Linked DNA regions of Mus musculus: region 1 is linked to region 2. The links are chromatin loops, found by intact Hi-C in ENCODE. Cell type or tissue: left cerebral cortex. All regions are shown on one strand. Links, peaks and the distances in the headings refer to the core of each region. The heading gives the core; the rest is flanking DNA. Region 1 holds the start of Gm33470 (a long non-coding RNA gene). Region 2 holds the start of Gm46099 (a long non-coding RNA gene).

The links. A loop is a pair of places that touch in the nucleus more often than their neighbours do. Peaks named below come from ENCODE experiments on the same cell type or tissue, not always from the same donor. Only the 100,000 strongest peaks of a DNase experiment are listed, where the experiment ranks them.
Region 1: a loop joins it to region 2, with 2.1 times the contacts of the local background. A loop is called at or near these places in 4 of 42 quality-filtered maps.

The regions. Positions count from the first base shown.
Region 1 is chr1:87,714,478-87,730,812 of GRCm38, forward strand. It overlaps Inpp5d (inositol polyphosphate-5-phosphatase D), which reads left to right. Exons shown (of 27, transcript NM_010566.3): 25 at 561-836; 26 at 3,213-3,807; 27 at 4,844-6,033. The coding sequence ends at 4,846. It overlaps Gm33470 (a long non-coding RNA gene), which reads right to left and starts at 10,380. Exons shown (of 4, transcript XR_878350.2): 1 at 10,288-10,380; 2 at 7,799-8,252; 3 at 3,935-4,016. It overlaps Gm33517 (predicted gene, 33517), which reads right to left. Exons shown (of 4, transcript NR_157047.1): 4 at 14,091-15,260. In left cerebral cortex, for the core only: a CTCF peak has its summit at 7,146; DNase peaks (open chromatin) are centred at 7,086 and 7,745; H3K27ac peaks cover 1,221 bases.
Region 2 is chr1:87,534,814-87,551,148 of GRCm38, forward strand. Gm46099 (a long non-coding RNA gene) reads left to right here and starts at 16,248. Exons shown (of 4, transcript XR_003947916.1): 1 at 16,248-16,335. It also overlaps a transcript of Ngef not described here and the pseudogene Gm6153. In left cerebral cortex, for the core only: a CTCF peak has its summit at 6,977 (motif pointing right); DNase peaks (open chromatin) are centred at 7,003 and 7,592; H3K4me3 peaks cover 495 bases; H3K27ac peaks cover 304 bases.

The sequences.
Region 1 (16,335 bases), core at 5,775-8,274, 180 kb after region 2:
GACTGTCTCCTCCAGTTTTAACACAGCTGCCCTCCTTACCACCTCTAGCCTCACCCTCTGTGCCGCACACTCACCCTGCTGGTCTGATGCCTTCCGTGGGATGTGCAAACCAACATGTCCCACGTGACTCTCCCACAGCCCCAGGCCCACCAGGTTCTCATTCTGCTCTCCCCATGTGCTGACCTTGTCTTCAGTGAACCCCACAACAGGGCAGCCTCTATCCCTGACCACAGGGCCTTAGCATGGACCTTTGCCTCCACACAGAGCATCCTCCTCTCTTTTTCTCTCTTCTGTACTCCATATAAATTCAATCCGCAGACAGCCTTGAGTCAATCTTCTCCAGCCATGTTCTACCTGGTGGGTCTCCACTCTCCTACTTGTCTCAACTTGATCTCTTATTTCTCTTTGCCATATTATACACGTACCAGAATGAGTAAATGAATTGTTGTGCCCAAGAAATAAAGGTACTGAGAGGCTGAGAAGCTGAGGAACATTTTCCTCAGGCTGGTGCCAGCCAAGAAGGGAAGAGGCTTCAGGTGTGCCTCCACATCTTCCTACAGGGTCCCTGCATGTGGTGTCTCCAGCCTCAATGAGATGATCAATCCAAACTACATTGGTATGGGGCCTTTTGGACAGCCCCTGCATGGGAAATCAACCCTGTCCCCAGATCAGCAACTCACAGCTTGGAGTTATGACCAGCTACCCAAAGACTCCTCCCTGGGGCCTGGGAGGGGGGAGGGTCCTCCAACCCCTCCCTCCCAACCACCTCTGTCGCCAAAGAAGTTTTCATCTTCCACAGCCAACCGAGGTCCCTGCCCCAGGGTGCAAGAGGCAAGGTGAGTGTCCTCTGAATTGTGTGTGTGTGTCTGTCTGAGTGTCTGTGTTTCTGCTCAAAAGCATCCCTTGGGGGCTCCCAAGGGTGACGGCCTGAAGAGGGCAGAGTTGTAGTAGGTTCTGCCCACTACTTTGGCTTCTGCCTGTCCAAAACAGTTGGTGCAACTTGATTTTAAAGGGGACTGGGTTGGGACTTGCCAAGAAAGCCATCTTCTTATAAAAACTGCATTTACTCACAAAGACATTTCTCAAACCAATGACAATCTATGCCATCCTCCCCTTCCTGGAGTTCTCAGTGGGAAAGAGGTGAGGATTTCTGAATAGACACCATTATCTACCCCAAATCTCTCTCTTTCCTTAAAAACAAGCATTCATGTTCTCATATATAACTATCTGGGGGCTGGAGAGATGACTCAGTGGTTGAGAGCACTGACTGCTCTTTCGGAGGTCCTGAGTTCAATTCCCAGCAACCACATGGTGGCTCACAACCATCTGTAGTGAGATCTGATGCCCTCTTCTGGTGTGTCTGAGAAGAATGACAGTGCACTCACATACATAAGTAAGAAAATAACTATCTGGACCCTCCTGATGGAAACATATATTGGAAACTAGGAACCCAAATGAAGGCAGAGCTGTCATCCTACAGAGGGAGCCGGCCAGAACAGGTTTAGGAGCAAGGACCACACAGCCCAGAGATGAAGTCCTAAGCAGATATGGGAAACATTAGGTGGGAATCCCATTCCTACAGGATGATAGATGGCCAAGTGACATCCAGACCTAGTTAACAGTGACACAGATGTGTCTCCTCCCCAGCTGCCTTGAGCATTTTGTGGTGACACCGGCTCTCACATTCAGCCTCTTTTCTGAGTGCTGTTTCTTTTCTTCCCTTTTCAGAACTTCAGTTCCTTAGCAGAGCTAACTCATAGTAATCAGGGACCCGTGCTGGAGCATCACCCACAGTGCGGTTCTCCTCCAGACCCTCTAAGTCAAATGCCTATACCAGGCCTGCCTGGGGATTCCTGTGGAGAGGCACTGACAGTCCTGTGCCTTAGCTGTTAGCTGAACTAGCTGAAAGGTGGGAGGGCAGGTCCCTTAGCCAGACTGAAGTCTACTTCCTAGGAGCAAGGGAGAAATCGCCTTGGCATCCCTCCCCGGAAATGAGGATCAAGGTAGCCATCCAGAAGGTACTGAGGTACTTGTTTGACAAAGGCAGTCTCTTTCGAGACCCCATGAAGCAGAGCTAGAGACAGCCACAAAGAAAGCACAAGTTCATGGACTCAGAGGTTCCCAGAGTGGAAGTCACTGTGTGCTTCACACGGTGAACAGAGCTTGGTGGAAACATGTCCTCTCCAGCCCCAGGTGACAGCATAGGGGTAGACAGCTATCAGGGAGCGAGCTACAGGACTAGGTGGCAATAGCCACCCATCCCAGGTTCCCCAAGGCTGCCCCAACTTTAGCATTTAAAAGTCCCATCTCCTGGAAAACACTGCAGTCCTGGTAAGCTTGGACCACCACCATGTGAGGTCAAGGCTGTGTGCCAAGAAAGGAGACTCTGCTCAGGCCCTAGCCGGCATCCATGGTCTCCTGCACAAGAACTGACTCTGCCCCCTGGATAAGAGCTTGGTTTCCTGTTGCCTATACTCAAACTTTTTTTTTTTTTTGACTAAAACTCGTGAGTTTAATCTGTTTTTCCTAACCTCCATTAGGATAGCAGGTGTACCCTGAACACTGCTGGAAGGATCACTTTCTAGCTTCTATCTCATTGGCTCCATCCTCTGGCCTCTCTATCTCTATAGCTGAGTGGATAGCCAGATGCCACACACATGCACAGGCACGCACACGCACGCACATGGGGGGGTGGGGAGATGGGGGGGGAGTTGCTTGCTTCTGTCTACCACAATGCCCTCAGAGGCCAGAAGAGGACATTGGATTCCCAAGAACTGCAGTTACATACAGTTGTGAGTTACTATGTAGATGCCAGGAGTCGAACCTGGTAACTCTGGAAGAAGAGCAAATACTCTTAATCACAGAACCAACTCTTCAGCCCGGCATGGTGTTGCATGCCTTTAATCCCAGCACTCAGCAGACAGTGAGGCGGGCGGATCTGTCAGTTCTATATCAACCAGGGATACGTAGTGAGCCCTGGTGTTTAAAAAGAAAAATTCTCAAGGCAGAATCCATGTAAAAATTATTCCCTGGAAAATAAGTAATTCGGAGGCATTTCTGTGGTGCATGTTATATGATCACTACTGTAGTTAGTTCCAGAGCATTCTTATCACCCCTAAATGAAACCCAGAGGCATGAAGCAACTACTCCCCATGTCCTGACTTCTGAACATATTTCCTCCCCATCTCCTCTCCTTTTCCCCATGGTTCCAGACCTGGGGATCTGGGAAAGGTGGAAGCTCTGCTCCAGGAGGACCTGCTGCTGACGAAGCCCGAGATGTTTGAGAACCCACTGTATGGATCCGTGAGTTCCTTCCCTAAGCTGGTGCCCAGGAAAGAGCAGGAGTCTCCCAAGATGCTGCGGAAGGAGCCCCCGCCCTGTCCAGACCCAGGAATCTCATCACCCAGCATCGTGCTCCCCAAAGCCCAAGAGGTGGAGAGTGTCAAGGGGACAAGCAAACAGGCCCCTGTGCCTGTCCTTGGCCCCACACCCCGGATCCGCTCCTTTACCTGTTCTTCTTCTGCTGAGGGCAGAATGACCAGTGGGGACAAGAGCCAAGGGAAGCCCAAGGCCTCAGCCAGTTCCCAAGCCCCAGTGCCAGTCAAGAGGCCTGTCAAGCCTTCCAGGTCAGAAATGAGCCAGCAGACAACACCCATCCCAGCTCCACGGCCACCCCTGCCAGTCAAGAGTCCTGCTGTCCTGCAGCTGCAACATTCCAAAGGCAGAGACTACCGTGACAACACAGAACTCCCCCACCATGGCAAGCACCGCCAAGAGGAGGGGCTGCTTGGCAGGACTGCCATGCAGGTATGTTGAGCTGTATGTATATGGGTGTATATGCATATGTGTGCACGCATGCATCTGTGTGTGTGTGTATGTGTATGTGTATCCTGGGATGTGCTCTGTGAAGAAGGGCTAAACCTGGGGTTTGTACCTGGCATCTGTTCCTGTTCCTGACTGGTCCTACAGGGCATCTGCAGTGATTCTTGAGAGCGACAGAGAGGAGCTGTTGACACCTGTAGAGTAAGGGAGTCTAAGTCATTTATATTTTAGTCTTATCATCCTTAATTAGGGTATGCACTTAAAACATTCCTGGTGTTTTAGAGACCTCAGGCAGAATATCCCCTTCCTATAGAATAGATTTATTGTAGAGCAAAACTAACAATGACTTAAATACACACACACACAGAGTTGAGACTGGACATGATAGTACACCGCTATAATCCCAGCACACTGTACATCTAGAGCAAGAGGATTGGAAGTTCAAGGCAAGCCTGGGCTAAATGGTGAGACAGACAACAGCAGCAGTGAGAGAGCTAAGGTTATATAGCTCAGTGGGAGAGTGCACAGGAAGCCTCCAGAAAGCCCTTAGGTGAATCTCCAGTATCACAAGGAACAGAGTCTAGAACTAGACTGCTGGCCATTCCATTAGCATACTTATTGCAGCATTGAGGGTCAGACTTGGGGCCTTACACTAGGCAAGCACTGTACCACAGTCCTGTGTTGGATTTAAATCCCAAGTCTCCACTGCACGGCTCTATGCCTTTTTAAACTGTCAAAAAGAAACTACTAGTGCCAGCCATTGTGTAGATTTATGGGGAGAAAAAGATTATGCCATATACTGTTATTGTTTGTGATCATTTTTACAGTTATCACTCATTTTGAAACTATATACAACATATATCTATCTCATAGGTACTGTGTTTGTAATATATGCATGAATTAACATATAAGGCACTTAGGACAGTGTGGCTCTTTCACATTAATTAGCCTGACCTAACTTACAGCACTAGGGGTCAAATCTGGCAAGGCCCTGATAGCCCTTTCTGTTCTCATCTTACAGTGAGCTGCTGGTGATCGGAGCCTGGAGGAACAGCACAAAGCAGACCTGCGCCTCTCTCAGGATGCCTCTCTCAGGATGCCTCTTGGAGGACCTCCTGCTAGCTCTTCTTGCCTAGCTTCAAGTCCCAGGCTGTGTATTTTTTTTCAGGAAACGGCCTCACTTCTCTGTGGTCCAAGAAGTGTGCTGCTGGCTGCCACACTGTGCGGCAGATGCTAAAGCTGGATGACAAACGCACGCCATACAGACAGCAGACAGCGGCACTGGGTCTCAGAACTTGGATTCCTGGGCCTTCTTCCAGTCGCCGTTTTAAAGAAAGGAACTAACGGAGCTGCTCATCCGAGGGTGAAGATATAAATAATAATATTATTAATAATAATAACAGTCAGGTGCCATGTGCTGTGTTAAGTGCTTTATGAACATTTGTCGGGCTGGCCTCCAGTGCTGAGGTGCCAGTCAGCCTGAACCCTATGCCCAGGCCCACTAATCCCAAATGGTGGGTCCTGAGATGTTTTTAAAAAGCATTAAAGAAAACCATCGGTCTCTTAGAGCTAACCGGCCGGGCTCTACTGCAGGGACCCGAACAGTCTGCATGGCTAAGTGGCACAAGGAGCCTGGCCCTGTCCAGCTTCAGAGATCCAAGCTGCTTTTTGCTGGGGTTCTGTCACAGGCCTGATCCTCTTGGTTTTTATGGGGTTTCAAGTCTGCCAGAGTCAGAAATCAGCTCTAACTCGCCAGTGAAGAGATCTGGCCTTAACTTAAGCCAGCCACGTCAGGCCCCTGCTGAGCCTATGGACCAATAAATACTCCCCGTGCCACTGGAGGTGGGCAGCTATCACCATACCCTGAGTTGGGCCAAGCCCACCCCACCCCTACCCTGCAACATTTCTGATGTACTGAGGAAGAGTCTCCACCATAGTCCCCAAGGGCTGAGTTCTCCAGCCTGCTATCAGGGAAGGTGAGCATTGGTCCCAGGCTCTCAAAATAGTGCAGCCTCTTCTTCCCAAGCTCTGGGGTGCACCCTGTGTCCTTGGTTACCAGGAGACTAGGGTTGTGATATCTTTTCTTGTCTTGCTTTTTGATATATCAGGATTAATGTAGGAAACCAGACCTAGATTATTCAGGAGAGTAGGTATATCCCCTGTGTTTCCCAGTCTGAGTGACCAATAAAATTGTGCCTTTCTAACTGGGCCTCCTGACTGTGTGGTATCTTCCTGATACCCGGGGCTACAATTCTTCCCTGTGCTATAACTACTGCAGAGACACTTTGGGGCAGGGAGATGAAGCTGAGAGTTCCTTATGGCCAGAAAAATGGTATCCTCACCATGAAGTCAGTCTGAAGATGGACACGGACAAGCGTGATATCACCCCTTTCACGCATATGTCTGTGTGGGACTCCAAATGTCCTATAGCCTCCCAACTTTCACAAGTGTCCTCTGATATTGCCTGACCAACAGTTCTGATTATTCTAGAGACAATAGACTCATACAAACCATCCCCGGGACGTGGGTTCAAAGGTTAGGGAATAGCCTCCAGCCAGAGAACCAACATAGTTACAGCTTGGCATCACCTGCAAAGTGCCATGGCCCACGTCACCATTCCTTCCACCTTAAGATATTCAGCATCTCTTGCTCAAAGACCTCAGGCCTAGGCTCTAAGCAGACTTCCAGGGAGCAGCATCTTTGAGAGTTACTGAGCAAACCATTCACTACCTGCTATGATAGTCCTTGTGGACTGGCAGACTCCAGGCTGAGAATATTCCAGAACAGCTCCTCTCCTCTACTTAGGTGAATGTCTCTCCTGCAGATTCACTACTTGGTCCCCATAAAGAACTTCACCCCCAACTCCAGGCCCCGCATTCTGACACAGTAAACCAAGGTAGAGACACAACAGGAGATTCCTTGATATTCTAGAGGAAAGGCAAGGGAAGTGTAAACGTTCCACTCTGCTGTTCCTCAGCCCACTTGTCCTGGTAACCCACCCTGGGTCATACTCCCTGCGACCCCAGAGCTGAGGACCAAGACCCTATTGCCTTTGTGGCATGTGATCCCCGTTTTCACAGTGGGCTGGCTTGCTGTGTGAGGTGCCAGCAGCTGCCCATCCATGGAACGGCAAATAGCTCCTCCAGGAAGATATCCAGGTCTGTTTCTGCAAGTTAAAGCAAGGCGGGGCATATGCATGCTTCCTGTCCCTTCACTCTGAGCTCTCCTCGCCTCAGCAGAATCTAGCTCCGTTTTCGGCTGTCTTAAGTAAGAGCCTAGCTTTGCGCGTGGATGGTCAGCTGGGGCCCCCTGATGCCCAAAACTGGAAACACCACAACTGAAGTTTCATCATTGTCCCCCTAGGCTCTCAGTCATGCACACTCATGTGGCCATTTCTCTTGACTCTGGACACCATCTCCCGGGACCCATCCCAGTTAGCTGTCTCTTTTTCCAGCCATTCCATCCTATTCCTACCCTCTAACATGCAGTTCTCCCTTCTACGGCAGAAATGGAGAGCCAGATACTGCCCCCCCACCCCCGACCCAGCACTTCAGTTTTCTTCACTGAGCTCCATAACCAAGAAGGCAGGGCAGTTAACAAGCTTTGCTCAAGCTGCCCCACCCCTAAGATAATGCTTCACCCTAAAATTATACATTGACAGTCACTTTTTCTTTCCAGATGTAAATTTGCCCTTCTCTTCGTGGCTATACAAAGCCAGCCAAAGCCCAGATTTCCTGTTACCATAATATGGCGTCTGGAATGACTATATCTGCATCTAATCTCTATTCCACTGGTCCAGACGGTGGCTGCTGCCCTGCCAGGCCACCTGTGGAACTAGACGGGCAGCCACTGTACTCTTCCTCTGTCCAGCATTTCTGATACTTTACTGTGGCTTTCAAACCACCAATAGGAGGGAGCCAAGTGAGTCACTGAGCAAAGCTCTCTCCTGCAGAAACCTTCCCTAACCCCAGCCTACCAGGTCTGTCTTTACTTGTCCTTAAAATAGCTCCTCTCTTGCTGCAAACTAATTTCCATGGAGACCCAGCTATGGAAAAACCTAGAAGCTTTCTATGAGGCAGTTAGCTCACTCTTAGCCTTCACTCCAACAGAGAGACCTTTTATGATGCAAATATCTGGTCTCACCCCCACATTTACCTACCCCCCCCTCCCAGGTCCCATTCTGGGAAAACTGCTTGGCTTCACACAGGAACTCACACAGGCACATGAAGTCCAGGTACTAACAATATATGTCTGCTGATTCTCTGGTTGGTGGTGGCTCCAGAGCTGATCGTTTCTGTCAGCTCACAGATGACCCACCCATTGGTACAGCTTTCTGGTGACCTCAGATTTGATATGCATAGTTGACGTTCTCCATCATCCATTCAAACATGGTTGTGCTGGGCCTGAGGAGACCACGTGGCAGGATATGGCTGTGGATGAGGGTCAGACAGAAAGGATTTAAATACCTTATTTTGTGTTTCCTGACAATAGAGTCTTAAGCAAGCCCAGCAACCTGAGTTGGGTTCCCAGAACAAATGTCAAAAGCTGGGTGCAGCTCATGCATCTGTAATTCCAGCACTAAGAGGTAGAGAGGAGAGACAGGAGAACTGCCTAGAAACTCATGGGTCAGGAAGCCTGGAGTATGTGTGCATCTATCATAGCAGCAGAAACAAGAGAGACCGTGCCTTAACTAAACTGAAGGTGAGAGCCAGCTCCCAAAAGTTATCCTCTAACCTCCACATACACTGTATGGAATATGTATGCCTGTATTCACATATACATACAACACACAGTCATACACACACACACACATACACACACAGGAGTCAAGTATGCACACACACAGGCAATACACAAGAAGAAGGAGATACCCAGGAGGAGGGGGGGAGGAGGAGGAGGAGGAGGAGGAGGAGGAGGAGGAGGAGGAGGAGGAGGAGGAGGAGGAGGAAATAATTGCAGTTACCAGGGCAGCCAATTTGAGCCATGAAAAGCTCTACCTGTCTCATTAGTTTGGGTTCAGACAGGAAAGCAGATTCAAGGGCAAGGACGCTTTCAGTAGAAGGCAAAGAGCTGAGGCAAGGAAGGGAAAGATCCTGCGTGAAAAGGTGGCTGCAGGGAATAGCTGGGCTTGGCTGGTGGACAGAAGCACGGGCAAATGCCTATTGTGGTAGTTTGAATGTGCTTGGTCCATGGGCAGTGGCACCATTAGGAGGTGTGGTCTTATTAGAGAAGGTGTGGCCGTGTTAGAGGAAGTATGTCACTGTGAGGTGGGGCTTTGAGGTTTCCTGTATATGCTTAAATCTGGCCAGTGTAATCCAGAGCCTCCTCCTGGCTGCCTTTGGATTAAGATATAGAACCCTTGGCAACTCCAGCACCATGTCTGCCTGCATGATGCCATGTTTCCCACCGTGATGGTAATAGACTGAACCTCTGAAGCTGTAAGCCAGCCCCAACTAAATGTTTGCCTTTATAAGAGTTGCCTTAATCATGGCTTCTGTTCACAGCAATGAAACCTTAACTCAGACACATATTATCCCATCCAAAGAGTGTTACATTAAGGGCTGTCTCTGGGAGCTCATTAATCCTCAGTTCTCATGGTCTAAGTAGAAAGCTAGCTCCAAAGAGCCCTCCAGCCTGAAGCGGGGGAAGCACATGGAAAAGCCACGCGTGATACAAGTGAGGGACTAATATGTGTGCTCCACTTACCAAAAGTACCCAAAGGCAGAGTTCCAGTGCTAAGCCCAGCAACTGGTCCCTCCTGCTGCTACTGTGTCTGTGGGCTGAGATTTTTGGATGCTCAGACAGATATCTCCGAAAAGGAGCACTGCCCTCAGATATGTCCTATCTCTTGAGAAAAGCCAACATGGAAGACCTAGGAAAGAATGTCCAGACAGAAGAAGGTGCAGAAACCCTAAGGTGAGAAAGAACTCTGGCTTTAAAGCACCAAGTGCCATGGAGAGAGGGGAGGTGGGGAGCTGGACAGGATGCCAGGGATGCCGGAGGAGGTAAGGCGATGGGAGAACCAGGGCAGCGCATAGGACCTGTGTGGTCACAAGAGAGGCCCATTATTCAGAAAAGATCTAAACCAGGGTACTGGCTGATAGCCGAAAGGCTCAAGAGGTACTTATCAGAAGAGAGGTAGTGACAGAAAAGAAGAGGGATCACAGGAACCTACTTTAGTGTCTTCCCCACCCTGTCCCCAGCACCCAACCCAGGACAAGCATCCTGGACCTTTGCTAACCCTTCTGAAACACATAGGGACCCAAACAGCTCTACATTATAGGGCTCCACAGTCAAAAGGCCAGCAAGTTTAGCAAACAAAGCCCCATTCAATTTGGGCTAAGCTACAAACAATTTTTAATTAAAGTATATCCCCAAACAGTAGGTTTGTGGTTTTCTGTCTGGATTTTGATCAGCAATCCTGTATTTTTTTTTTTCCAGTAACCTTGCCTTACTCCCTCTTACCTGCAGACTCATCGCCTAGAGTTGGGGGTGGGAGGTAGTGCCATTGCTTCCAAAGCTGGAAAGAAGTATTTCTGCCTTGACTCCATAAGACATAAGCCTGAAGCAAGCAAAGAGAGAGATGGTAAAAAGAACCCACCATAGACTGAGCTCAAATTCTGACTTTGCATTAAAAGTCACTATGTGGAGGCTGACACAGCACCATTTGTTATGTTAGGAGTTATAGATAAAAATCTGGAGAAGTAAGCAAGCTTTGTTTAATGTATGCCAGTCACATTGACACAGGCCTGTGCTCCTGTCACTGGAGGGGCAGAGGCAGGAGAAATAGTGCAAGCTTGAGGCTGGCCTCACTTATGTCATAAGTTCCAGGACTGTGTAGTGAGACGTAATCTTAGTACCACCACAAATGATGATGATGATAATGACGACGACGACGACAACGATGAATTATCTGAATTACCCATTAGCTGCATTGTATGACTTTGGACAAGCATTTTTCTTCAGAGAGACAGAATTCAGCTAAGATTAACTTTTTTTTTTAAGTTAATGTACTTTAGGGGAACATACTAAAATTCAGAACTTCATCATATCCAGGAAAAATAAAAATACTAGTGTGGTGGTTTGAATAAAAATGCACCACCCCCATGGGCTCATATATTTGAGTGCTTAGTCACTAAGGAGTGGAACTCTTTGACAGGATTAGAAGGATTAGGAGGCGTGGCCTTGTGGGATGCCTTGTGATACTGGGCATGGCCTTTGAGTTTCCAAAAGCCCACACACATCCACTGTTTCCCTCTTTCTCTCAGCTTGTGGATCAGAGTGTAACTCTCAGCTACAGCCCCAGCACTGTGTGTGCTGCCCTGCTCCCTGCCATGTTGATAATGAGCCTCTGAAACTGTAAGCAAGGCCTCAATTAAATACTTTCTCTTATAGGAGTTGCCCCGGTCATGGAGTCTCTTCACAGCAATGCTGAGAGGACAACATAAACCCCATTTATCTCCATTTAAGGACCAGGCCTGATTTAAAAAAAAAATGTCCATAAGGGACCAGCTCCAGGAACAGACCATAAAATCCAGAACAAGGTCATAACCCCCCCCCCCAAAGAACAGCCTGGGAATAACCACAAGAGTGGGGGAATATCTCATCTCAGAATGGTCTGCCTGTGCTGGGTAGCCTATCTCATCCTATGGCTAAATGTTCATGGCATAGGAATGCAGATCACCGACCACCTGTGACCCTCTAGTACCCACCAATTTTAGATTACCTAATCCTTCTAGAGAGTTCCCCTGGTTCCCTATAAGAAGCCCTGCATGCCTTTGTCTGGGGTCACCATTTTGGAGAATAGTTCATACACACACACACACACACACACACACACACACACACACCGCATGCTGGTTGTATTTGCAGAATAAGCATTCTTTGTCTTTATATATTACCTGAGTCTGGGGTCTTCCTTCGGCGATTTTTGGACACTTACAGTAGAGCAGTGACTAAGACACAAAGCTCAACCCGACTCAAGAGAACAGACAAGGTTAACAACCCTGTTCCAGGGACCATCACTATAATCCAAGGCTATCTCTACCTTCTCATTCTGCCATGATGTGGTTTATACAGGAGTTTATCTGGCTTGTGGTCCTGGAGTTTGGGAAATCCAAAGTTGAGAGGCCATGGGTAATGAGGGCCTTCTTGCTGCACTAGAACATAGCAGAAGGCAGCCAGGTTAGCTAGGGTTTCCATTGCTGAAAAGATACCACATCCATGGCAGCTCTTACAAAGAAAAGCATTTAATTGGGTTCAGAGATTTAGTCCATTGTTGTCATGGCAGAGACCATGGTGACACTCATGCAAGCATGGTGCTGGCAAGGTAGCTGAGATTTCTATATCTGGATCCACAGGCAGCAGGGAGAGAGAGAGAGAGAGAGAGACAGAGAGAGAGAGAGAGAGAGAGAGAGAGAGAGACAGAGACAGAGAGACAGAGAGAGACAGAGAGAGACAGAGAGAGACAGAGAGAGACAGAGAGAGAGAGAATATGACCCTGAGCCTGGCTTGAGCATCTGAGACCTCAGAGCCCACCCCAGTGACACACTTCCTCCAACAAGGCCATGCCCACTCCAACAAAGCCACACCTCCTAAGAGTGCCACTCTCTGTAAGCCCATGAGGACCATGTTCATTCAAACCACCACAGCAGCATAAGGTAAAAGAATACACGTCAGAGAGAAACACACTTCCATGATCACTAGATAACTAATCTGCAACCTCAAGAAAGTCACAGTTCCTTTCACAAGGCTCTGTCTCAGCAACGACTCACCTCTCCACACACTGAGGATGAAGTTACCAGCAGACATATTCAAGTGACAGCAAGGATATAAGGGAAATACTCTTGGGCCAGTAAGACAGTCACTGGACAAAGATGCTTGCTGCCAAAGCTGACAATGTGCGCTCCATTCCTGAGATCCTCATGGTGAAAAGAACACTTGGTCCTCTGACACACATAAACACACACACACACACACACACACACACACACACACATACACAGACACACACACACAGAGACACAGTCACACAGACACAGAGATACACACTAAATAAACAAATATAATTTTTAAAGTTTAAAGGAAAATACTTTTTAAGTAAGTAAGAATGATAAGAAATCTCAGCAAGGGAAAGGTAATTTTAAGAGGTCAATAGAGATTTTTATATAAAAGAAAATAGATTTGTTGCTATCAGATCAACTATCAAAAATGCTAGAGGGGCCAGGCATGGTGGCACATGCCTTTAATTCCAGCACTCAAGAGACAGAGACAGTTGGGTCTCTGCAGAGTTCAAGCCAGCCCTGGCTACATAGCTAGTTCCAGGAGAGCCAGGGTTACACAGAGAGAAACAGTCACATGAAACAACAACAGCAAATCGAGAGGAACTTTGACTTTAGTGGTGGTAGGTGGAAACTCAGAAATGAGCGACACTGGGAAAGATAAGAGATGGATAAAATAGAGAGAACTTTTTCTCAGAATGCCTCTCAAATACAATGTGATGAAGCAATCATGGTATAGGGGTTCCTATGCAGACTCAGTACTGCAGCAACAGTAGGGTGAAGGATGAGGAGAGTCGTGGGTGGAGCTAGATAACTGTGGTGGTGATGCCTCACTGGCAGCTGGACTCCATGGGGAGTTTTCTAGGATTTATCTGTGAGGTGTTTCCAGAGGGGTGGCTTAGCAGAAGAGGAAAATCCTGAATACGGACAGCAGGCAGCAGCACCCCTTGGGCTGAATGAAAAACCAGGGAAGGAAGAGAGCTCCTTCTCCCTGCTTCCTGACTGTAGATGCAATGTCACCAGTCCCCTCATGCTTCGGCCACTACACCTCCCCAACATGGTGGACAGTAGCCTGCAAGCAGTCCAGTCACAGCCACAGAAAAAGAAACTTAAGTTTATTTGTCTCACCATGAGTAGGACTGTGCTATATGTTTTTGTCTCTGGGGAAACCACTTAGAGGTGGGGGGGGGGGGGAGTCGTGAGCTGGTGACAGAGCTCAGTGGTACAGTATTCACTTGCATATGGGTTCAATGGTAAGACACAGGGCTCTTGGGACGCTATGCTTCTTGTACTGGTTTCCAGTTCTACATTCGTATTTCTTCCCTGACTCTGGTCTTCTGATCCTTTCCTGCCCCGAGCCAGACCCTGTCCATTTCCTTCAGTCCCAAATGCCACCAAGAGAAGGTCACACCGGGAAGCAGACTTCACTGAGAGTCTTGGGCAATGAGTGGTTGCTACATCCCAAACTACAGAGCCAACGGCATACAAGTATGCTTTTCCATCTTTGTTATGAAGGTTCAGCTGTTTAGTTAGCTGGCCACCAGAAGTGTCTCTCTGATCTTTCTCCACCCTCCCACCCTGCCCTGTGTATCCAATGCCCATTCTGGGGTTGTCACAACAGCTAAGGTCCTGTTCTGTTACAAGAAGACAGCATTCTCTCTGAAAACTTCCACATCCAGCTTTTAAACCTATCTCCACCCCCACTCCCACATATAGATATACCATACCATACCATACCATACTATACTATACTATACTATACTATACTATTAAGCTATCTCCTGGTTGTGTTTGGTATTAAACAGAGCAAAATAGCTCAGATCTGAACCTGCAACACCCACTTATCAAGGCTTTGAACCCAGTGAAGCCTTAGTGCCATCAATCCACCCATATCTGTGATTTATTCTTGCTAACATCTACTACTTGGGTACCATTTGTCATTGCAAGTGGCTTCTTTGTTTCACTCAAAATATAAATGTATTAAGTACCTACTAGGTTCAACGTACAAAACACAGGGTCAAAATATTACAGTCTGAACTCTCCCCATGGGGGATCTATTGTCTTCGAATCCTCTCCCTGGTTCTCATATACATGGGGTCACCTGCAGGCCAGTTTTGAAGACAGGAGTCTGGCTGTACAGCCTCTGTTGCAGTCATCTGGTGCTGGTAACAAACTGCCCATGGCTTGGCAGTTTTTCATAACAATGCATTTGCTCACCCCATTCAGCTTCACTCTTCTCTTGGAGAGTGGGGCTGCAGACACCTGGATGGTCATTCATTTACAAATTTCCAAAGTCTCATGAGATGGTGGTGGTGGTGGTGGTGATGTCTGCCAGCTGAGAGCTCAGGTAGGCTGGGCTGTAGCTACATCTAGGAGTAGTTTTCCCATTGAAATTGCTTGCTTTCTCACTATGTAGTTGCAGGGAAAGGGAAGAGGGAGAGGGAGGAAGAGGAAGAAGAAGAGGGAGGGGGAGGGGGAGAGGAGAGAGGAAGAGAGAGGAGGAGAGAGGGAGGCAGGCAGAGTTGAAGACCCAGCCATGGACGTTAAAGCACTTGAAGACCACAGGGCACAAAGCCTTCACTCTTCTTGGGATTGATGGGTGTGGTATGTGTTACCCAATTAGTTGGAGCCCAGGATGATCTACAGCAATGGAAGAAACTGAATCCAAGAGGAAAGAGAAAAAAAAGGTATTGGTTAAAGATATGTTGGCTTCTTCTCTTCTATCCTCTTACCTCTCTCTGGTTCTTCCCGTTGTTCATCCTCCAGCAGAATTGAGAGGCTTGGGGGAGCCTGCTTAGTGAGAGGCCCTCGGGAGCTAGCCTGCAACCCAGAGCACATTGAGAAGGCAGGGAATTCAGGGAGGGTGGGCGGAGAACAAGCACATCCCATTACTAACATGAGTAAGAGCGTTTTGATGGCAACTCTCATACTATACGTATATTAGGAGTGTGGGAAGGGGGTACGGGGAACAAGTGTCCAAACAGTTTAAGAAAATAGACAGTGCCAACAATTGGCATGGCAGTCATTTAATTACACCAGCTAACGAAGTAGAATTTCTGGCATGCCTTACCCCAGAGTCATTTAGATTTGGCTTAGAAAGCAGAATGGTTTTTATAACAGATTTTTTCTAATTATGTTTTGCTTCTGTTAATATGAAGATTTTACTCCTCAAGTAAATACCACCTGATCACAAAGCAGCAGGGCCCAGGAGTACACGGAGCGCCAGGTGGGAGCCAGGCTGGGGGTTTCACAGTTTGCTGCCGTGCAAAGGTTTGTGTTCGTTCTGTGGGGGCAGCTCTCTCTAGCTCATCTGTAAAGCATGAGGGCAAGCTATGAGGATCTTCTGGGCTTCCTCTGAATTCCTCAAAAGAATGACATGCAGCCGGGTGTGGTCATACCTGGCGAGAGTCCCAACTGCTGGGAGGCTGGGGCAGAAGGATGCAAACTCAAAGTCTGCCCAGGCTACAGAGGAAGTTCAAAGAGAACTGGATAGTTCAGCGAGACCCTGCCTCAAAAATAAAAAGTGTCTAAAGGGGGTTGGAGGTGTGGCTGAGTGGTAGAACTCTCACCTGTGCATGAGGCTCTGAGTTCAAGAAAAGGCCAGTCTGACTTGGCTTTACATACAATTACCTGAGGTACCTATATAAATGCAGGTTCCTAGGCCCTGCCAGGATGATTGACAGGTAGTTGATTCTCTCGGTCTAGGTGGTGCCTGGGAAGCTGAATTTCAGCA
Region 2 (16,335 bases), core at 5,865-8,364:
CTCGCCCAGCATCACTGTAACTCAGTACATGGAATCGTGCTCCGTAATTGTCTGAGCTGCAGACAATTCTAGAACCTTGTGGGTAGGTACTGATCATAAAGCGATGCATGCCTCTTATCAGCAACCCTACCCCCAAGTTTTCAGAGACTAAAGGCCTGTGGTTCTTGCAGCCATTCTGAAGACCCTAGCCAACTAGTCCTCTAACCTGCAGCCAGCAGTCCCTGCTGTCCCTACCTCAATCTGTAGCTTTTTACTTCATGCATTTAGTATTCTTCATCCTTTAGTATTCTCTCGTGCGAGATCCAGACCCTAACAGATAACAATAGATACACCAAGGGTTGCCTGGTTCTCCCTGACTTTTTTGTTTCTTTCAAGATTTATTTCAATGCCTGTGTATTGGTGTGAATATATATATGTGGGTGTGTGTGTGTATTATATATATATAAGTATATTATATACATATAAGTTATAAATATATATCATACGTGTGTGGTTGGTTACCTGATGATGCAAGAACATCTCTTAACGACCAAGCCATCTCTTTAGCCCCTATCCTTGGGTCTTGTAGACCCAGGTCCTACTGATGACATGGGGATGGCCCATTAATCCTCTCCCCTGTTCCTTTACCTAACCAGCATAGAGGTAGATACCTGACCCAAAGGTGGACAACCAATTTCTCTCCCTTCGAAGGTCAAGGTGAAAGGTTAACTTGGCAAGGGCTGCCATTTAGGTTATGGGCAAATGGAGAAGAATTCCCAGTTGTACAAAGAGAATGAGGAGAACAGAGCAGTTCACAAGAGAAGCAAGAGGGAAGGGCCCCAGAGAAACTGACTGGGTGTTTCTGGTTCCTGATGCTGCTCCAGTTCCTGTGAAGATAGGCTTCGTTTCTTAGACTTAGATTCTTTGGGATTTTTCTATAATTAATTGTTGAGTGAGTCTGAATAGGTTTCTGATTTGTGGCAGGGAATGAACAAAGATGTCTATCAGAGCTATATCGATTCAACATTATTGCTGTTGAGGATTTACTTGACTGTGCTATATGTCAGGAGAAACAAGAGCTTCAAAGAGTCCCGAAAAACAAGAGAAAGGAGACAGAGGGTAAGATTCAGAGCATAGAAAACCCAAAGTGACTGTACCGGCTGGCTCTGTGTCAACTTGACACAAGCTAGAGTCATTAAGAGAAAGAGCCTCTGTTGAGGAAATCCCTCCATGAGATCCAGCTGTAGGGCAAATTCTCAACTATCGATCAATTGATCAATTGATCAGTCGGTAGGTAGGGGAGGACCCAGACCATTGTGAGTGGAGCCATCCCTGGGCTGGTGGCTCTGGGTTCTATAGGAAAGCAGACTGAGCAAGCCAGGGGAAGCAAGCCAGTAAGTAGCACCACTCCATGGCCTCTGCATCAGCTCCTGCCTCCAGGTTCCTGCCCCATCTTCCTTTGGTGATGACAGCCATGTGGAAATATAGGCTAAACAGACCCTCTCCTCTCCAACTTGCTTTTAGGTCATGGTGTTTTGTCACAGCAATAGCAACCCTAACTAAGACAGTGACATAAAAAAAAATAGAATAAGCAAATTTGTCACTATCATGGAATACCAGGTGAACGTGTAAGAGTTCACCACTTCTCCCCAACTGACAAGATAACTATCTTTGTGCACTACCAATGTGTTTTGTTCATCAATAAATACTTTAAAAGCAGACATAGAAAAAACTAGTGTGTAAAATAAGATTTTTTTAAAAGCAAGAAATTTAATTAAAATATGTATAAATCCAGGCTGGGGAGATGGCTCCGGGATAAAACACCTTCCAGGAAAGCTCCAGGACCTGAGTTGAGGTCCCTAGAGTCCATGTAAAGCTAGACACAGTTGTGCACATCTGTGATCCCAGTGTTTCCATGGAGAGGTGGGAGGCAGAGACAGGAGAATCCTTGCAAGCTTGCTGTAAGCCATCACTGTAAGCCAGTGAGCAGGCCAACTAGCACAGCTTACATAGAAAAAGAGACTCTGCTCTAACACGGTAGAAAGTGAGGACACCCCAGGTGATCTTCTGATCACCACAGGAACACCGTAGTACACACACCTATAGTCACACACATGAACACACATAAACTCCAGAACACACATGCATATATGAATAACACATACGAGAATTAAAAATCTGTATAAAACGCATCCTAGACCTACACATCATCACTGGCTTAGTTTTTAAAGCATCTGAACAGAGGGGATGCAGCCAACTAAATAAGTTGGGATTTATTCATGGACTGAACAATTGAAGCAGCCAAGGATCCCCAGATTCATCTGTAAGGGTAAAGCAATTTCAACCGCATATTTTTGAGAGTAGCAATTGACATCCTGATTCTAAAATTTATATGGGAACACAAAACTTAAAATAGTCAGGCCTGTCTTTAAAAAGAATGATGTAGGAGGGCTCACACTACTAGATTTTAAGCACAAAGCTACAGAATTGAAGACAGTGTGGTTCTGGCACAAGGTAGTCAACAAGACCAATGAGAAGTCTAGAGATAAACCCACCCATATGCACATAGTGTGGAGCTTTTTTAAAAAAAAATCAACAAATTGGCCACAGTGGCTCATGCTTGCAACCCCAGCATTGAGGAGACTGAAGCAGGAATGTCATGAATTCAAGGTCAAGCTAGACTATGTAGTGAATTCAAGGCCAGCATGGTTACATAGTGAGACCAATGTTTCAAAAAAAAAAAAAAAGTGAAAGAAAGAAAAAAAGAAAAGAAAAGAAAGGAAGATAAATAAATAAATAAATAAACAAATAAATAAATAAATAAAAGACAAGGCACAGATATTACTCACTGACAGGAGCTGAAGGCCGTTCATATAAATGGCGCTAAGGCAGCTGGGTGGCCATATGGACTGAGAGACAGAGAGGCAGAACTTGAGGTATGAATGTCTATGGAAGTTAGGTATTTGATGAGTAGCAAACACAACAGTGAGCCTTAAGAGAACACCATTGATAAGTTAATGTCAGCAAAATTAAAAATCTATGCTCACTAGAATGCAGGAAATTATGATACATGGGTAGAAATATTTGCAGTGTACATCTTGGGACAGGAACGTTCTGATTTATTTTGGATTTTTTGAGCCAGGTCTTGCTCTGTAGCCCAGACTGTCTTGGACCTCGCCATGTAGGCTTAAGTGGCCCTGAATCCACCCTGATCCTCTTGTCTCTGTGTCCTGAGTCCTGGAATTACAGACACGAGCACCATGCTTGGCTTGGCCATGGTTTTTGGGTTTGTTTTTGTTGTTGTTGTTGTTGTTGTTGTTTTGGGTTGTTTTTTTTTGACATATAAAGAACTACAAATGTAAAAATAAATACACAAGCAATGGGCAAATGACCTGAATGGCCACCACCCAATAGAAAGTCAGTGGAGAACCAGGAAATGCATGGAAATGACACTCAACCTCATAGTCAGCACAGAGATACAAATTAGAGCGGTGCCGAGAAACCGAGATGCTTTAGAGTGAAAGCCAGTGCGTAGAGGGAGAGAATCGGATTTGGCATGGAACAACTCCTTTCCCAACGGCCTTTGCAAAAGGTCGTTGCAATGTGGTTTTAGCCAATGAGATGCAAGTAGTGTCAGCTGGTCAGCCTCCAAGGAATCCACTTAGACAGAGAGTTAACATCAACCACTCATCCCTCCCGTTTTCCCTCCTGAACTGTAGCTGTGATGTCATGGAGCTCTGGCAGTCATCTTAAAAGATGACAGAGTGGGATGCTAGAAAGAACCTCGGTCCCTGAAGGCACGAAGGAACTTCTGACATGATCTTCAGGCTGCTTTTACATAGGAACCACATAGGTACCCACTGTGAAAAAGGAACTGTGATTAAGAAAACCTGCCCATGAGATCTGACTGCAGGCAAGCCTGCAGGGCATTAGTCAGTGATCAATGAGGGAGGACACAGCCTGTTGTGAATGGTGCCCGTCCCTGGGCTGGTGGTCCTGAGTTCTGTAAGAAATCAGGGTGAGCAAGCCGGTAAACAGCATCCCTCCATGGCCTCTGATCAGCTCCTGCTTCCAGGTTCCTGCCCTGCTTGAGTTCCTGTCCTGACTTCCTTTGATGATGAAGAGTGATCTGGAACCATAAGCTGGATAAACCCTTTCCTCCCCAACTTGCTTTTGGTCATGGTGTTTCATCACACCAATAGAAACTCTGCCTAAGACAAGTAGCAAAATTAAATTCTAACTGATAGGCGAAAACACTGAAGTCCCATTACACTACAGCACACAGTATAGCTGGCTGTTCCATCCATGTGTAGAAAACTATTTAGAACACAGGGGTTTGTGATAAATGAATAGACAAGAAAAGATCAAATAGGAAGATCTGTCTTATGGAGGGAAAACAAGCATAAAGTGCACAGGAAAAAGAGCCACCACATGTGCACATGTGCACATGTGCAATTTATTAAAATCTCTCTAGGGTAGTGGCACCATAACTTCCTTTTCCACTCCTCGGTGAATATTACATCTCCAAATTCCTATATTGTGGGAGAATAGATAGTTTTTACAAAAGGAAATTGTGGCTTGAAAAAACACAAGCCATTAAGTCACTGTTAGACAAGTAAGACAAGCAGCTGTAAGCATAGCTCGGGCTACCGTGTTCATCTAGCACCCAGCAGCCCTGGGTTTGTTCCCCAGCACCAGATGTGGTGGTGCACATCTGGAATCTCAGCACTAGAGAGATGGAGACAGGAGGATCCAGAGTTCCCGGTCAAGGTTCAGCAGGTAAAAGCTGTAAGTGTGACTTTTACTCTCCTGATGTAATTGTCGTCTCCAAGGCTTAGTCTCAGTCGGCCTCAGTCTGCTAACCTAGGCCTAGTCCTGGAAGCTGTAGCCTCCGTACCATCTAATCTAGGCCTAGAGTGTTTTCAGCCTGAGACTTGCTGCTGAATAAGATTACCCTTTCTTGTTCTTTCTGAGCTCTGGCTGGCTGGTTCAGCTCAGCTCTTCTGGCTCAAACTTTTCACCAAGCTGATTGATTTCATCTGGCTTCTCTTGGCCTATCCTGAATTGCTCTGCTTGGCCTCAAACTAACTCTAGCAATCTGTTCTAACCATCTGGCTCCTTCTCATTCTCTGGCTCGTTCTGTCTTCACCTGTGTCTCACTTGTTCTCTTTTCAACCTGTTTCTGTATAACTTTCCTGGTAATACTGCCTGCCTGCTTCTCTCTGCACTGCTCTCTTAATTAGCTTCCCTTTCGTCTCTCTTCTCGTAAGAGTTGGGCAGGTCCTATTCTGTCAAATCTCTCTCTGATTTGTCACTCTGTCTGTCATTCAGTTAGATATCAATTTCAAACATGGGTGCTTCCTTCTACAAATTAACTGTACCTTCTTTGTTTGGGATTAAAGGTGTGATGTACTAAGGGCTCAGTGTTCCAGCCAGAGGGATTAAAGGTGTGATGTACTAAGGGTCAGTGTTCCAGCCAGAGGGATTAAAGGTGTGTACTAAGTAAGGGCTGAGCCATACCACAACTAGAAATACGTTTTTCCAGTAAATAACACAATCTCAGAGTTCACAGTGTGATCAAATATCTTGCAACCAAAAGTGCTTGCTTGCCTTGTAAGTAAGACAAACTTCTGAGAATTGCTTACACCCAAGCCGATGCATGGATGGGCATGCGCGCGCACAGCCCCCCCCCCCCGCCCCCAACCTCACCTCTGGCTTATAGTGATTTCTGAGACCAGCCTGGAATATATGAGACCCTGCCTCAAATCAAAACAAAATGACTAAATGACAAGTGACATCCTGTATCTCTGAGAAGATTTGGTGGTACAGATGACTACCGTGCCTTTCAGTCCCAAACATGGCTTACCTGGCTTCCTGCGCTCCTGTGTCCCTCTGGGCTGGTGTTCTCCAGGGAGGCAATCTCCCCTGGGGCAGATTGAAGGCCGACCGTTCATTTACAGATTTCCCCATTTTTGGCAAATCTGTGGCATTTAAAAAAATGGAGCAAGTTAGAAAATATGCAACTCCCCCTTTCAGGCAAATCTATGACTGACAGTTCTGTTATCTTGAAAAGAAGGTAGAGTGGGGGTGACTCCGCTTCTCACTTCCCAAAGAGATATTTGCTATGCCTTGTGCTGTATTTGATGACCTGGGATGTCACTGCAATGGAGCTGATAACTATGATACCAGCAACTTCATATACATACACAAACACAGAGGGGGGAAGGGAGGAAAGGGGGAAGGAGGTATTGAAAATATAATAGCAAGCTCACATGCAAGCCTGGCTAATGTTTACTGGCTCTCAAAGCTTCCAATGTGAGCTCACTTCTGGACAAACTCGTCTTTAGCTTGTCAAACTCTTCACACCTAATCTCAACCTCTGAGTCCTAATCCATGGGTCCTAATCCACCAGAACTAGAATGTCGCATCACCCCAGTGGGCAAGTGAGGCAGATGCTGCTGTGAGGTTCGCAAGGGGCACGTGTTGAAATGAAATGAAATGAGGGGGAAAGTCCTGTGCCTTCGAGTCCAATTTGCACGTGGTGAACCCAGAATGTGTGCTGTCTTTTGTCCTTAGGACACAGATCAGAGAAGCCTGGTGGCCAAGGCTACGTTATCTGCTCCTAGTCCCCTCCCTAACCTGTGCAGTGAAGCAGACACGGGGCTCCCTATGGGCGCTGGGGTCAGGGAACCTCAGGTGGCTATGGATAGTTGACTCCAGAGAGTAGTGAAGAATCAGATTAACCATTACCTATATATAATGAAGCTGATTTATCTATGAACTGAGCACCAGTGGCAGTGTTGGTGACAGGGAAGGTTGTGGCCCTGCTCTCATTCTCCATTTTGTACCCCCAGATTTGCTTCAGGGAAGCTACAAACGCTCTTCTGATTCACTTGTTTCCCTCTCCACCCTCATCTCGAACACAGCCCCGGTGCCACACTCAGGATTTGGATGGGATGTTCCCAGAGTCTCATATGTTAAAACCTTTATCTCCAGCTGGTGGCGCTATTGGGAGCTGATGGACGCAGATGGAGGTGGGGCCTGGGGAAGAAGCCAGTCATTGGGCAATCTCCTCAGGATCTAGCTTATCTTTTCTTAGACCCTCCCTCTCTCCCTCTCCCTCAAACACCCTCTTCTTCACTCTCCTTCACCGGACTTTTTCACCACCATCTAAATACCCAGCCTCATCTCTGACCAAAACAGTGGATCCCGATGATCCTGGACTGAACCTTCTTGCAGCTATGAGCCCAAACACACTTTTCTTCCTTCCAGTTGATCTATCTTGAGTGTTTTATCACAATGTAGAGCAGATGAATGTACCTACCTTTTCTCCCACCACAGAAAGACCCCTGTGGCCCCAGATCTGGCAGCTACGTGTATTTTTCTGTGTCGCGCTCCCCTGCTCTGTCCAATAGGGCAGCCACTTTCCACACGAAGCCCTCGCATACTTAAGATATGGGCGGTGTGGTGGTAGAAATGCATTTTCCATTTCATTCAGCTTAATTTAAACCCAAACGTGCAAACAGAGCCGCGGTTCGATGATTGGGAAACTTCTAAGAATATTTGGAACAATTTGGGTATGTAAATTTGCTTTTTTGACTGTACATTTTATGAGATCTAAATCCAGATCGAGTATTTATTTCCAGTGATGATTTGGCAAGTTAACACAAAGGGCTGCGCTATAAAACACTCAACAAGTTTCAAAGACAGTGTACGCAAAGGACCTAAAGCAGCTCACTGCTTAAGTTACTTTTTAAAGACAGGTCTCACTGCGTAGTCAGGCTTGTCTCAAAAGCTCAGTCCTCCTGCCTAGTCCAGGATTACAGACATGTGAATGAATACACTCATTCTGTAGTCCATATACATATATATTATATGTGTGTGAATATATATATATATATATATATATACATACATACATACATACATACATACATACATATACTGTATCATTGATGAATGTTACACTAATTAACTGTAGGTATATGTAGGTATAGGTATAATATTATATTTTAGAAGTGTTATTACATTTAAAAAGACACACTACTACAATAAACTATTCATTTCTTTGCCATTAAAAGTCTTTTAGATTTATTTTATTTTTTTAACTTTTGAGATCCTTTTCATTTGAAGGTAATCTTAATGCTATTAAATTCACAAATATGCTATTTTTTATTTCCCAATTCTAATTATCTAAAACACACATTGCAAACATACAAATATCTATTCTCTCCACATGTCAGTGCCCATTCATCATTGTTTTGGAAATGGGGAGAATAGATTCCCCTTAAACTGCAAGACAGTAGGTGTTTCTTTACAGTTAACTTTAGCAAAATTCATACATAGTAGTGATTAACAACGATCTTTACTTGTTAACTCACAAGGAAACACCTTCGAAACTGCATTTTGTTAAAGTTTCTGTACTAAAATGTAGAAAAACTGAACTACACAAATATTGAAAAGTTAAAAATTCCTTAATTTTTTATTCCTGGTACCACTACTGCAATTTACAGGGCAATATACCTGATGTAATGAAAAGAAAAAGAAAAAGACAAAGCTACAACAGATAAAAGACCTCAGGAATGTACAACTAATTGACACTACATTGCATTAATCAATAGCTGCACTTTTTGCAAACTGTGGCTATGACAGTCCTGAACAAGAAGGGTTTCCTGTTTAAGCCGCAGTGACTTTTTTTGACTATGGATCATTGTTCCTTCTGTGGCAGATTTTTACAGTTCTTCTAATGCATTTGGGACGACTGTCTCAAAGTAACCTGCAGCTTTCCTGACAACTCCTTGCTCTCTCTCCTGCTAAGAACTGTAGCCGTTTCTGTTTTATTTTAAAACTTTCTGCTACCATATCCACCACTTCTGCCTCCAGATCTATAGCCACCACCATAGGGACTGCCTGAGTTTCTTCCACCAAAACTGCCCCCCTTCATGGATCCATAATTTGATTGTTGCTGTCCACTATAATTTCCAAAGTCATTATAGTTTCCACCACCACCATAGTTACCTCCACCAAAATTTCCTCCTTCATTCTAACCATCATAGCCTCCTCCACCACCACCATATCCACCACCCTAGTTTCCATATCCTGGACCACCACCTCCATATCCTCCTCTACTACTGTGACCAGGACCACCACCATAGTTGCCACCATCACCTCCAAATCCATTATATCCACCATCACCACCTCCATAACTACCTCTGCTGCCACCACCTCCACCACCATAGCCACCTCTTCCACCAAAGTTTCCTCCACGACCAAAGTTTGCTCCACCACCTCCAAAGTTTCCTCCACGACCCATAAAGCTTCCAGATCCACCTCCACGACCTCTCTGGGATCCAGCAGACTGCATCTCTTGTTTAGAAAGGGCCTTTTTCACTTCACAATTATGCCTATTAATAGTGTGGTATTTCTGAACAAAAATTTTATCAACTGTATCATGATCATCAAAAGTTACAAAAGCAAATCCTCTCTTTTTCCCACTCTGCCTATCTTCCATAACCTCTATGGTTTCAATCTTGCCATACTTTTCAAAGTAGTCTCTCAGGTTATATTCTTTTGTATCTTCTTTAATATCACCAACAAAAAATTTTCTTCACCGTTAAATGGGCCCCAGGCTTTACAGAATCCTCTCTAGAAACAGCTCTCTTTGGTTCCACCACACATCCATCAACCTTGTGTGGCCGAGCACACAGTGCAGCAGCCACCTCTTCAACACAAAACCAAAGCCTCTGGAACGTTTTGTTTGGGGATCTCTCATTACCACACAGTCTGTAAGTGTGCCCCATTTCTCAAAATGTTCTCTTAAGCTATCATCTGGTTTCAAAGCTCAGACCACCAATAAACAGCTTCCTCGGCTGCTCTGGTTCCTTTGGATCATGGCCCTCCATTTTGAGACCGGACTCGCCTCTTTCAAACTCGAGTTCAATATGGGACAGAGAGGAAGAACGATTTATTTTATCACTGATAAATGTTATACTGATTATTAACTGTAAGTATAGGTATAGTATTTTGGAAGTGTTATTATATTTAATAAGATACACTACTACAATAAACTATTTACTTCTTTGCCATTAAAAGTCTTTTGGATTTATTTATTTCATTTTATTTGTATGGGTATTTGGCTTGCATGTATGCATGCACACTGCACGGGTGCCTGGTGCCCACAAGGGTCAGAAAAGGGTGTCATGTTTCAATGTTTCATGGATCTGGAGTTATGGATGGTTGTAACCTACCATGTAGATGCAGGGAACTGAACCCTGGTAGTCTGCAAGAGCAACAAGTGCTCTTACCACTGAGCCATCTCTCCAGTCCCTCCCTCCTTGTACTTTTAAAAATATGACCACTGGAAGATATAAAATGACGTATTGATAGATATATGTTATATTTTCTTTGGGCTGCTCAGTTCTCATGTGTATGCATGTGCTTGTGTGTGTGCACATCTGTATATTTTAATGTTATGTGTATTGGGAGTAGTTTGGCTTCAGGCTGCAAAGTGCCCAGTACAGAGTTTAATGAATATTTTTGAATAGTCACCAAAGCCTCTGGTCCCAAAGCTGAGTTGTACCTCTAACACACTAGGGATAGCACACTTTCTGAGGATAGTTGTCATGCTTAAGCTTTGGGAAGCCATCCCACATTCACAGGAACAGAATAGAAAATATTTGTGTGCCCAAATGACCCAGAATATATAGAAAGACAGTGCCAATTTCTTACTAGAATATATATGTGTATATATATATATGTATATTCTAGGAATATACATATATATATATGAATAACTTGATCGGGTTTCTTCAGGAGAGGTCTGTCTTGTATGACACTGAGGTGACACTTTCTCAGAAGAGGATGTGTTGTCACACTTTGGGAAGGTGACTACTTTAGATCCTTGCTGGATCCATCCCTGACCATTTCCAATGCTCTTTGTTCCTCTTTTGTTTAATGAGACTCTGAGCATCAAGAACTCACATGACAGGCGTCCCTGCTACTGACCTGCTTGGTCACTGGCTCTCCGCTCAGACGTGCTCCTGGCCTTGTGCCTGTGTCTCACAGCACGATTGAAGAGGGAATGCCTCTGGATTGGGATGAGGCGGCGGGGTTCTTCGTTTTGAGTTTCCTCGCCAGTCTCAGGTGCCTCCCTGTTCTCCGGAGGTAACGCAGGCCTCATCTCAGCTGGGCCATGATTGCTTTTCCGTGAGCTGCTCTCTGATTTCCTCTGAGGTTTCCCCCAGTCTTCAGAGTTTTTGGTCTCCATGGCAATGGACTTAATGGTTTCTCAACAGGACTGCTGGGGTCAGCAACCTCTCTGACTTCATCAGTTTTCAGTGCTTTAGAATAGACAGAGAACAGTTATCAATTAGAGTCGTTGGGCTAAGCGGTCCATTCAGAGCATAGATAGAATCCTTTTCCACTCAGGTTTGATGAGATTTGGGATAATCTGCACACCCCAGCAATTGCATCCTCACCAATAAGAATCACGGTGCAAACTGCTCATTTGGAAGCAGTCATGTATCATTGTGTAACGGAGGCTTGCTTGTCCCATTCATAGGCAGAGCTTTAAGGAGAACGCTTAAAGAGGTTTGTGTAACCAACTTGCAAGTAAATATTTCCTGAATAACTCTAGACACCACAGAGAGCACCAGAAAGCAAGTGAACTGTGGGAGAGCAGAGGGAGGGGACAGTCGGGCAGATGCAGGAAGGCAGCCGTAGGGCTAGGGGAAGTGCTGGCATTACGATGTCTCACAAGAGTCCCTTTATGTCTGAGCAAAGCAAGGACAGAGCCCTTCCTTTCATCATGTGGTGGCCAAGTCCAGCTGGCCTACTGGCCTCTCTATAAGAAGCTTCATCCCATGGGCTGGAGTCAAATAGGGCAACTGTCTAACATATCATTCGAACTAAGACACTTGTAACAGGAAAAGGGAGATTCAGTAGAGTGACTCAGGACTATAGTGTTAAAGCTAGCTCCCTCCAGATGTGGACCTCCTTCCAGGATGGGGATCCGAGGTACTGAGGGACCTGAGGGCATCTTTTGAGAATGGGTACCACACTGGTGGGGCAATGTCCTGGGTGGCAAAGCCATGGAGACTTTATGGGTACCAAAGTCATGCACAGAAGCTGTGTATGCAGGAGCTGTTTGCTGGGTCATGAGTCAGAGCTGCCGTTGCATTCTGTGTGGGTCAGAGACTCAGGAACACTTAAGCAATCTCACACCTTGTTCTATAAAACAGGGACAGTAGGAACCGTACACAGGACCCGCCCACACAGTTTCTTACCCAGTCGCTCTCTCTAGCCCAACTGCACACCTTATGCTTGGGACAGCAACTGAGTCAGGGGTTCCCTGGAGATAGAGAATGGGTTTGTCCAAGGCAAGGTTCGAAGCCTGGAGCCCATACACTGGAGTCACATGCAGAGGGACAGCACATTCTCCCCTACCTGCCTGCAGGTATGCTTGCATTCCGTGAACAGTCATGTCTACATATAGCCAAGCAGATGCAAGCTGCATGGGGGGCTTAAGAGGCAGGGGCTCGCTGAGGAAGGGCCTACCTCAGAGCAACACGGCCAGGCATTAGAAGGCCACCTGCGGGGGGCCAGGGGACCAGGGGCTGCCCCTTCCACTGTGGTTACCATTTCATTTTTGCTTGTTTTGTTTTGTTTTCAATATAGGGTCTCACTATGTATGTGGCTGGCCTGGAACTTGTGATGTAAACCAAGCTGTCCTTGAACTCACAGACATCTGCCTTCCTCTACCCCTCAAGTGCTGGGGTTAAAGATGGGCACCACTATGCTTGGCTTAGATTATTTTTACATCTATCTATCTATCTATCTATCTATCTATCTATCTATCTATCTATCTATTTTTGAGATAGGTCTCTTTCTACATAGTCCTGACTACCCTAGAACCCATCATTTCTTGACCCAGGAAAATACGGTGAGGTCCCCATCTAGCAAAGTGTAATGCGGCTACCTCAGGTGTCCAGAGAAGGTTGTTGCAGTGGCTAAAAGACCACACTGAGGTCAGACCATTCATGTCCCATCACTTAGAGGAGTTCCCAGAAGGGATGACACTTTTCAACGTGTTGAGGAACCCCCATCCTAGCAATGCCAAGGGATGATTCCCGTAGCATCAAGTTCAGCCTGGGTCAACAAAGGCTGTGACTGTAGTAAAAAGCTAAAGTGTTCCTGAGCCACGGACAAGAACTAGAGTGAGTGAGTAAAGCATCTGTCTGAGCCAGATGAGCAGGGGACCCTGCCGAGGTTCTGTAGTGGAGACTAAGCGCTCAGGTTGCAGGGACAGGGGGACAGGAATCAGTGAATCCGGAGCAACTGGGCCTCTCTGTCCTCTGGGAGCAGAAATGGAGGGCTGAGATGAAAACTATAGCTAAATAGAAAAGCAGGGACTTGGTGGATCCGAGCTTTCCTCAGGAGGAGCAGCTGCATGGGGACATGTGAGGATTCAGTGGTACCCACCTATCCTGACATCTCTCTTCTCCTCCAGCCTGCACTGCCTCTCCTCCCACCCCAGCTCCTCCGCTGAGGCTGTGTGCTCCGTTCAAAGCTGGATCTGAGCCAAGCAGAAGGGAATCCCCAGGAGAGGTGTGTCTAGGTGTGTGTGGTACAGCATGGAAGCCATTCTGAATTTTGTAGGTCCTTGAAGTGACTGATCCAGCAGATATCAGGATCTGAAGTCTAGTGGCACAGTAACCATGTTAAGGTGCGGCATGGTGTGGCAGGTGGATACCTCGGCCAGGGTCTGGGAGAGGAAGGAATCTGGGATGAGGACTCATGGGGGAAAACACAGCCAGAGCTCTGATGCTGGTGGCCAGGGTGACAGGATGGTGAGGCCTGTCAGAGATGTGGGTAGGGCCAGTTTTGGGTTAGACCATGTGGGTTTCAGGGTGTCAGGTTAAGGAGAGCCCATAGCAGGACTGACAACCTAGCTGTCATCTTTCTCCTCTGATCGGGCAAGATCCTGAAGCCCTAACATGGGCATTTTAACTTCAAGGTCATTATTCTTACAATTGTATCAGTTTGATTTTTGTCGCTATGACAAAATAACAGAGATCAAGCCCTTATACGAGCTGGGTGTGGTGGTGCACACATTTTAATTCCAGCACCTGAGAGGCAGGCAGGTTTTTTGTGAGTTCAAGGCTAGAATGGTTTATATGGTAAGTTAGGTTCCAGATGAGCCAGGGATACACATAATGAGACCCTATCTTAAAAAAGGATCTCTTTGATTCATAATCCTACAGATCTGAACCCATAGTGCGTTAGCTGTGCAATGAATCAGCACATTGTGGCATGAGCACTTGGGAAGGAAATTGCTCACCTCATGGAAGGTGGAGGGAAAAGCCCAGAAGGGGCCTGGACCCCAACATTCCCTTTAAAGGCGTGTTTTCAATGACCTAACTTCCTCCCCAGGCTGCCTGCCTCATCTCACATTGGTTCTTCCAGGGATATCTGCAGGTTGGGTACCTGACTGCACTTACTTAGTCCCTAGCAATTGTCACCACATGATAGTAACATCAGGGCTATGGCCGATCTCAGCTGTCAGCTTGCCAGGCTCACAGGGGAGACAGACCTCTGGGTGTCTGTGAGGGGTTATCTAGATCAGATTAGTGTTAGTCTCACCCTAAATAGAGGCAACAACATCATGGGCTGAGTAAAAAGGAGAAACCGAGCTACGCGCCAGCATTCATTGCTTCCTGCTTCCTGACTGTGGATGCCATGTGACCATCCAGCTGCCTCACGCTCACGTCTGCTGTCGTGACTTCTCTTCCTCCCTTAAGTTCCAGGTATTTTGTCACAGAGAGAAGTGGCTTATATGTCATTTAAAGCTGCATTTTTACAAATTGAAACTAGATTTACATAGAGTAAAAGTAGACTGTGTTTAGACTGTATTTTATGAGTTGACCAATATGCACAGTTCGTGGGATACCCCATCAGCACACAGTTCCTTTTCCCAGTGAGCTCCCTTGCATCCCATCAGAGCCCCTGGTAATCATGGTGAAGGTTCCCTCCTGGGTATCTTTCCCTGACAGCCATGGAGGTAAAGCTAGGTGATGATGAATGACCTCTTTGTCCTGTTGGTCCATATTTTCAAATCTGTCCACCATTGTCTGGTCACTGCTGGTCACCAGTATTCACTGCATGCTGTTACAGACATGTGGACCCCCTCAGAACTTCATGCCAGGACCTGGGTTCAAATCTCCACATCCAGCTGCCTTAACATTGGCCAAGTCAAGTTTCAGTTTCTTGTCTAGGAGACTGTGTCTGTTAGGGTTGGGTGTGGGTAGATGGAGATGGGTGGGGGTGGGGGTAGATGGAGATGGGTGGGGGTGGGGGTAGATGGAGATGGGTGGGGGTGGGGGTGAGTCTTATGCTCTACAGCATCTTCTGGCTAAAGTTCTGTGATCTAGGGAAGCTGAGGATGCCACAAGGACCAGAGGTAGATCAAAAGCTATTCCAGCCAGTTCCTCTAAGAGATGGGAGCTAAGCCAGGCGTGGTGGTGCACACCTTTAATCTCAGCACTCAGGAGGCAGAGGCAGGTGGATTTTTGGATTTCCAGCCTGGTCTATAAAGTGAGTTCCAGGACAGCCAAGGTTATACAGAGAAACTCTGTTTCGAAAAACCGAGAGAGAGAGAGAGAGAGAGAGAGAGAGAGAGAGAGAGAGAGAGAGAGGAGCTGTGAACCCTGAGAAAATATATTTCCAGATCCCACCATCTTTGGAAGACACAGAGAGCAAAATAGGAATAATCTATAAAACTATATGGAAGTCAGTTTCATTTATACCTCACTGGCGGAACACTGCAGGCAATCAAGGACCAAGTTTGGAATCTTGTTGTAACTGCTATTCTATACTTACTAACTGCTAGAAAGTCCAACAGCCCTTGGCCCATCCACTTGATCATCTAAAGTTCCCCTTAGAATCCTAAGTAGCTTTGAGCCCTGGGTCTTTCTGATTCAGGTATGACTTCTGGGTAGAGATCTGTGAACGGAAGTAAGGAAGAGCTGAGGGAGAAGCTTTCAGTTTCTCAGCAAACATCACTAAGTGTCTGCTGGCCTGGGACACACATCCTTATATTCCTCCCTGTTCCTTGCTCTTTAGGGTTGGGACTTGGGTTGGAGGATTTGCTGTTGGCGCCCTGCTGAGCACACAGCTGTGCATGGTTAACCTCTGCTGCCTGCAGTAACAGTGGATCCGTGAAGGACCTTTGTTAGGCCCACAAGTACCCTATGAGGTCCATAGTCATTAATCTCCCCCTGGTAGGCAGGAAGCTGCAGCTCTAACACACCAGTGATGTATCCAAGGCCATACCATTGGTGACTGGTGTGGCCAGGACCA